Linked DNA regions of Mus musculus: region 1 is linked to region 2. The links are chromatin contacts, found by POLR2A ChIA-PET in ENCODE. All regions are on one chromosome and are shown on one strand. Each heading gives the region's core, a stretch centred on a gene start or an enhancer-like site at or near the end of the contact. The rest is flanking DNA. Distances are from core to core; before and after follow the strand shown.

Evidence for each region. ChIA-PET counts read pairs that join two places held with the same protein, here RNA polymerase II (POLR2A).
Region 1: POLR2A ChIA-PET joins it to region 2 with 71 read pairs in Patski. The contact joins the promoter of Tsc22d1 here to the enhancer-like site in region 2. POLR2A ChIA-PET finds 5 or more read pairs at or near these places in 4 of 5 experiments (Patski and embryonic stem cell).

What each region holds. Positions count from the first base shown.
Region 1 is chr14:76,413,147-76,417,155 of GRCm38, reverse strand. Tsc22d1 (TSC22 domain family, member 1) reads right to left here and starts at 1,335. Exons shown (of 3, transcript NM_207652.3): 1 at 1-1,335. The coding sequence starts at 1,073.
Region 2 is chr14:76,274,719-76,278,405 of GRCm38, reverse strand. No RefSeq gene overlaps it. Among named protein-coding and RNA genes, the nearest start is that of 2900040C04Rik, 25 kb to the right of the region's middle. Within about 2 kb of position 1,650, at least 1 of the 3 ENCODE cell types and tissues checked has a DNase peak (open chromatin) inside an H3K27ac peak, as active enhancers do.

The DNA.
Region 1 (4,009 bases), core at 86-2,585, 140 kb before region 2:
ACACTGGTAACTCCAGGCCCACCACTTATGCTAGCAGCATTAGGGATATTGCTTGTATTTATATTAGCATTACCATGCACGCTGTTCGTCACACTGGGACTGAAACTACCCACAGCAGCAATGTTAACATTATTCGTAGCGCTCGTGCCAGTAACCGAATTTATACCTAGGCTTCCTGTAGTACTTGGAGTACGGATGTTCGTCATCACTGATGCTGGTAAGCCACTCGATGGTACTGCAGGAGGAGGTGCGACTGGCACACCACCATCAGAACTTCCAGTTGTAGAGAGTTTCCTGGACACTGGGCTCGAGGGTGGCCCTCCGGGAATGGATGGACCGGCCACAGCAGCATGTGATGAATGATGGTGCCCATGGTGAAGGTGGTGCCCATGATGAGGGTGATGGTGATGATGGAGGTGGTGGGGATGGGCATTCCCATTGATCACAACGTTCTGTTGTGGAAGGTGAGGCAAATGAGGCTGAGGAAGGTGGGGCTGGTTAGGAGAGACTGCCCCAGGTGTCTCAGCTTCCTGGAAGTTATTCAGAGTCTCCTCTGAGGAGCTTCGTTCAGGCTCACCTAAGTCAGTGGCCCTGGAAAGGGAGACGTCGAGGATCTCGGAAGAGGAGAGATCTTCCGTGTGCGACTCATCCAGATCGTCGTAGCTCTCGGTGTCCTCCGCGATGCTGTTGTTGGAGCTGATGCTGGCAGAGATCTGAGCCGGAGTAACGCTAGTTATCTGGAAGCCACTTTTCTTTTTCATCTGAGTTCCGCCTGGCGCAAGAGGCTGTCCCTGCAGCTGAGCCTGCGAGAGGAGGTTCAGGCTTTGTGGAGGCGGAGGCTGGGGTCCCTGCGTGGAAGATGCAGCAGGAGGCGGCGGCTGGAGCAGCGAAGGAGGAGGAAAATCTTCAGAAGATGGAGCAGCACCACTGACGCCCGTACCTGCTGCATTGAGAGCAGAGGCGCTGCCACCACCGCTGCCCCTTCGAGGGAACATTGCCGGGTGCGCCATCTTCCTAGCACTAATGTCTGCAGCAGCGGCCGCCGCGGCGGTGGACTCCGGCGGCTGGTGCATTGTGCTGGGTACCGGGGGGCGGAGGAGGCAAGTGCAATTTCCTTCTGCACCGTAATCTTTGTATGGAGAAGCCGGAGAGACGAACAGGACCTGAAGCTCCGCCCGACGCGATCCCTCCTCCTCCTCCTCCTCTGCCGAAGGCGCCGGCTGCTCGTGCCTTCGAGGGCTAACTTCGGGAAGGGAGGATGAACCGGGTGAACCAGGTGGCTGGGGAACCGAAGGGGGACCCCTTCAGTCCTTCGCCATTCACTTCCCCCTCCAGTCACACACCCCCCTTTATATTCCGCTTCACGTGGGGTGCGGGGCGGGAGGGAGGGGAGCCCAGGAGGGGGCGGGGGAGGCGAGGAGAAGCGAGAAATGCCCACCTTCTTTGGCCAACTCCGGAGCCAGCTCAACCCCCTCCTCCCGCGGCGACGGCCGCTGCAAAAGCCCCTCCGCTCGTCCTGCACCGAGGCAGCGCGGAGCGAGCGGTCGCCCCGGCCCTCGCCACCCCCGGCGCCGCGGCCGCCGGCGAGCCCTGAGCTCAGCGTCGCTCCAACCTCCCCTGCCGGCGCGGCCGGCCCCGCTCGGGCCTCCCCCCACGGCCCGCGGCCCCTCTCAAACCCCCTGGGCTCGCGACGGCTGCTCCGGGAGGAAAGGCTGGCCGCGGCTGGGGCCCGGGCGGCGCGGCTGCGAGCGGGGCGGTGGCGGGGCGCCCGGTACGGTGAGCCCAGCAACGAGGCGCGGGCGGGCGCGCAGAGACGCCGGATCCTCGCGGAGCGCGGCCGGGGCGCGGCGGCGGCGGCGGTGGCGGCAGCAGCAGCGGGAGCCCAGGGACCGCTCCATCACTGGCAGCCATGGAGCCCGAGCATTTTCCTCCCTCGGGGCAGGCGCTCGGCTCGCCACACGTCCTCGGAGAGGAAGGGCGCCGGCGCCCGGGCTGCTCCGGCGGGCGGCGGGACGTGCGCGGGAGCGGAGGGGCGAGCTCGCGTCCTCTTCTCGGCCCGCCGGCTGGTTCGGCACCGAGCTGCTCCCGCGACCGGGAGGGAGGGAGAGAGGGAGGGAGGGGGCCGCGGGCGGCGGTGGCTCCTTTTCGCGGCGGTGGCGGCCAGACGGGGCTGGTGCAGCGGCTGCAGCCGACGCCGTTCAAAGAAATGAGAGGTGGGGTTGGTCGGTGGCGGCGCGGGGCGGGGGAGTGGGAGGGCGTCGGGCGAGGAGGGGGCTGTGATGGTTGTTACTAGTGCTCTTCTCGGGCTGCTCCGTATCCCCTGGTCTCTCGCGGCATCAAGAGAGGAGGGACCAGCGCCCCAGCGCGAGAGGAGGAGGGTCGAGCTCTGACCGAGGAGAAGGAGGAGGAGGAGGTGGCAGGGGGGAGGGGTCGTGGAGGAGAGGAGGGAAGATGGCGTCTGCGCGTGCGCGCCGGCGCTGCAGACATAAAGCCGGGTCTGACCAGGGGAGGTGGCCTGTCTTCGGTCCGCGCCGAGCTCTCGGCTCCGTCTCCCACGGAAATTACCGAAGGCCGGCGGAGTCGCCGACGCCGGAGGGCGGTGGGGGGTGGGGCACTCGGGCGCGCGAGCGAGCGAATCCGGGTCGCGTGGAGAGGCTGGGGTGGGGCTGGGAGGGGGGGGGGGAACCACGCCGCGCGCGTGCGCGCAGGTTAGGCGTGTCCGCTGCTGTCTCCCACGCGGACCCCGGCGGCGAGGCGGGTGCGGAGCGCTAGGTCTCGGGTGTGCGCGCCCTGGGGCGGTGGCTCCCCCGCCCCGGCCTGCGGAACGGGTAATGAGGCTTTTCTCCTCAGCAACAGCAGCATCACGAGTTGCAGCTCCCAGGAGCCCTCCGCTGCTGCCACGACATGAGTCAGGCTTTCTTCCTCGGCGCGTGGCGGAACCCTCCTCCTCCTCCTTCTCCAAGCAGCAACCTGGCCTCCCCCTCGACCCGCACCGCCCTCGCCCCTTCCGGGGATGCCCCGATAGAATCGGGTGTCTTCCCCCACAGCAGTGGTACCTTTTGTGCAGAGCGGTGGTAGTTGCCACGCGGTCCCTCGCCCTTCGACGGGCAGGGTCGAGACTGCTAGCATGTGGCACGGATGTTTGCAGGGAATCTCCCAAGCCCCTCCAAGGGAAGGCTCTTACAAAAGGGAGTGATCCTTGCTGTCCTTCCTTATCGGGTGGGAAGAAGCTAGCCGGCCCTGCCAGCTAACCAACCAACAGGTGGAGCTTCCCTCCAGCCATTTATTGTCTTTGTGTCCTTGCTGTGGCCCTTAGAGAGGTAAAAGGTTAGGGCTTGGTTTTAGTGGAATTTAAAGGAAATTTGTAAAGAATGCCTTTTAGGGCTAGAAAAGCAAAAAGACTGGTAAAGTGCCCCCCCCCTTTTTTCTTTTTAACTAAAACTAGATTTCATGGATTTAGGTAGGTTTGCTTGGAGACAATTTTCTGTTAGCTGCCTCCGAAGTATTACATGTCAAAACCTCTCAAAGCAGGGCTTTGCTTCTAACCAAGAATGTAAATCTCACCCAGGAAATTTTTTAAGCTGAGGTGAAAAGGGTTGTTTGAGAGCGGTTTGTTTCTGTTCTAGTTTAGGTTTCAGGGATACAAATTGATCAGAAGAGAGACCTCTGACTCGGGAAATCACCAATTTCGTTTCTGAAGGATAACACCCAACAAACAGAAAACCAAAAACTGTTACCAGCAGTTTAACACCCCTCATTCTGTACATTAAGAGTTTGAATGTCACCTATATACTGTTGACATCTTGGCATCCTTTATCTGGTCTGTACCAAACTCTCACACGTGCCACCTCATACATGTCCCCTACAAAACAGGTGAAATTCACATTATTTTGATTTTTTTAAATGAGTTGAGGGTCTCAATAGAGATGGAAGAGTAACCTTCAACTCACTGTACCCCGCCTTTAGGTTCTGGAGCGTTGTAATTACAAGCCTTCACCAGCCTGTCCAC
Region 2 (3,687 bases), core at 401-2,900:
TGAATTTTATCTCCCTAATTTATTTTTTATTACATCTGTGTGTGTTCGAGGTGTATGTGCGTTGTACACGTCCATGTGTGTGCTCCTGTGCATACATGCGTGCAGCGGTCAGAGTTCAGAGTTGGTATTCGTTCCTAGCCACTTTGTTTTCTGAGACAGGCTCTCTCACCAGAGCTCACCAATTCAACTGAGCCGGCCCGCCTAGCAGCAAGCCCCGGGGCTCTCGACAGGTCTCCCTCTCCAGGCTGCTCTGATGACAGGCGCACGCCCGCTGCCACACTGGCACGCTGGCCTTTTGCCTGGATGCTCATCTGCTGAGGACCAGCCCAGGTCCCCATGCAGGGTTTCATGGCAAGGGTTGCACCAACTGAGTCATCTCCCCAAACCCGGGATGTGGCTTTTAATGGTGTCTCAGGCAGTTGATAGTTGGTGTTTCTGACTGGCGGGAGACTGTGGAGAGAGGTTTGGGAAAATACAACATTATTTTGTTGCCAAGGTCAGAGAGCAAGACCAGAGTTTAGCACGGGCTGAAACAGGAAGGGAGAACAAGGTGACCAAAGGCTTGGCTGCTGCCGGGGTGTGGGGTGTCACAAATTGTCAGACCACCATGGAGGACAGATGGGAAGTAAGAGATGATGGGTTGGTGACAGATAGCACCACCCCCAAACTGAGGCTGCATAGGTTTGTATACCTACTGCCTTGTGTTTGTTTAAACCTAAATACAAGAACCCAGGTATGTATACCTACTGCCTTGTGTTTGTTTAAACCTAAATACAAGAACGCAGGTATGTATACCTACTGCCTTGTGTTTGAACCTAAATACAAGAACCCTGTATATAAAGATCTTCCTGTTGGGACCCTGAAGATGGACTCGGTGGGAGAGGGCACTGGACTCTGTGCTCATCTTCCTGATGTGGCCACATTGGATTCGTCTCTCTTTGGTGAGTTTTCACCATTGCTTGTCTTTTTAATTAGTCTTTTGAGCACAGTGTCCAGGACTGGCTTGTTAGGACTGCCAGGCCCGGGGCTCAGACTCTAAAAGCTCAATGGTGAACAAGATGGACCATCCCATAGTGGCAGACCAGCCTATGAGGTTAATAAAAGACTGACGGAACCGGGCGTGGTGGTACACACCTTTAATCCCAGCACTCAGGAGGCAGAAGCAGGAAGATCTCTGAGTTCCAGGACAGCCATGGCTACACAGAGAAACCCTGTCTCGTAAAACAAAAAACAGCGAAAACAAAAACAAAACAAAACAAAAAAACTGACGGGGATGGAAAAGAAGAAAAGCAGAAACCTGAGTCAGGCAGTAAGTGTCTTATCTCAAGAGAAATCAGAGTTCCTTAGCCGAAAGGGCTGCTGGATAAAAGGCTCCAGAGAGGTGTAGACAGGAAAGGCCCCAGTTAGTTGTCCGGTGCTGGCAAGTCATTGGGTGAAAGTCCTGGCCCTTTGTTCTATCCAGGTCTGGGCTTTGCTGTAGGAAGTTAGGTGGCCTTTGCTGTAGGAAGTTAGGGCTTACCCACCCACTTCCACACGCCTTACGCAGTGAGGCTGTAGCAATCTAATCTTGGAGAGACAAAGCCGGGTCTCCTCAGCTCCGGAGCTGATAAGCACCAGGTTAAAGCCCGGCGCCACTCAGGACAATGATTAGCACGCTCAGGAATCCAACCAGCACTGTGGCCAAAAGGGACAAGGACAAACTCATTTTCCCCCCACCTCCAAATCCATTGTGAGCAGCCCGAAACACCTCTTGTTGGAATTTAACCCAGTGAAATCAGCATTATCTCCATTCATGTCTTTAGGGATTCAACTAGACCACAGCAGCACATGACCAGCTTGACCTCCACCTAAATACTGATAGCAAGCTCCAGGCCATTCACTGCCAAGTCTGTAGAGGCAAGACTCAGCAAAAGGCACAGTGATGTGCTTATACTGGTTCTGAGAGGCTCGAACCGCCCCTCCCCCCAATTGTGTGATTCAACATAGAAATGGCTGAGCTTTAAAGAAAAAGAAATTGCTTATGGAAACTACTAACTTCTCTAATCAATGGCATGTGCGCATTAACAGGAATAGTCACCAAAAAAAAAAAAAAAGATGAAGATTTCATGCAGAGAATTCACAAATTAATGCATTGATGGTCCTCCGTGCATATAAGCATAATAGGTTATAGGTTTGCATGAATACCTTCACTTACAGCTGCTTGGATGATTTAAATGCATTAACAATATAAATTTGAATCAAATATTTGTAGAAACCCATGTGCCCAAAATAGATGGAGTTTGGATTTGGAACGGAGGACAACAAGGAGGGCGAAGTCGATGAGGAGGAGAAGATGTGAGGTCAGAGAGGACTTTACATATAACATTAGAGAGCTTGAACCAGAATTTGGGATGTGGAAGCAAAGGCGAAATAATCAGGTTTCCATCTTAGAGCCATCATCAGCTGCAGTGAGGATGATGGGTTTGGGTGGGGCAGAGGGGAGGATGAGGAGGGAGACAGACTGATCATCATTAGGAGGTGCTAAGACACTCAGAACTGAAGCCACAGCCAAGAGCTATTAGAAAGGCAGAGAGGACAGGATGAGGCTATTGATTGGATGGAGTAGAGGGACTGAGGACAAAGGAAATGTGACTGGGGTGGGGGGTGGTGAAATAGACAGAGTTTCCCTTACCAGGTTAGGAAACAGATGCTGAGCTAACACACATTGAGTCTGAGATTTGAATCCTTGCAAAGAAGCTCATGTCAAAAACCATGTTAACGGAGTACAGCACACAAAAACAGATAAGCAGGCAGACAGTCGTACAGGTGGCTCGAGCCTTTAATCCCAGCACTTGGGAGGCAGAGGCAGGCAGATCTCTGGGAGTTCAAGGACAACCTGGTCTACAGAGCTAGTTCCAGGACAGCCAGGGCTTGTAACACAGAAATCCTGGAGGGGGAGGGGGGAGGTAGGAAGAGGAGGAGGAAGAAGAAGGGAAGGGAGAGAGGGAAGAAGGGAGGGAGAGAGGGAGGAGAGAAATAGGCAACAGCTATGTGGAGCTCACAGTACTGTCAACAAAGCCCAAATGCAAACAGGGCAGTCAGTGTTGTAAGGAAAGCATGTAGATTTGGAAAATAAGGTGATATGTCTGATAATAGTCTATACTTCTTAGAGAGTTACTGGCTTTGAGAAGCTGGAAAAAAGAAGAAAACCATTTAAATATGGACTAACATGAGCCAGATAAGGCAGGCAGGCAAGGGATCTGACAGGAGGTTAAGGGATGAAGAGACCCAGGCAGGCAGATCAGAGGACTCCAAGGGACATCAGTGCAGAACTATTCCATGCTCATGAAAGCCGGGGAGAGGATTTGACAAGGAGAAGTGCGAAACCATGGAAACCTCGCCCGATCCTTTCCTCCTTCACTTCTCATGGCAGGGACTCTGACCACAGGGGCTGCTGGGAAGGCTCTGTCATCCAGTTGTCCTTCTCCCCCAGGTGAATGTCACTGTGAGTGCAAAGGAAAACACCAATGACTGCTGCAGACCACACCAGTGAGGCCACATGGGGAATGCCAGTCTGAGTCCCCAAGGCTGTGCTTCCAACTTATTTTGTAATCTCTGGTTCGTGGTTTGGGAGTATATTAATTGGCAGAGATTACAAAAGTAGCTATGACTCCATCTTTGCTTAGGAGTTTGTGCAGAGATTTTTGA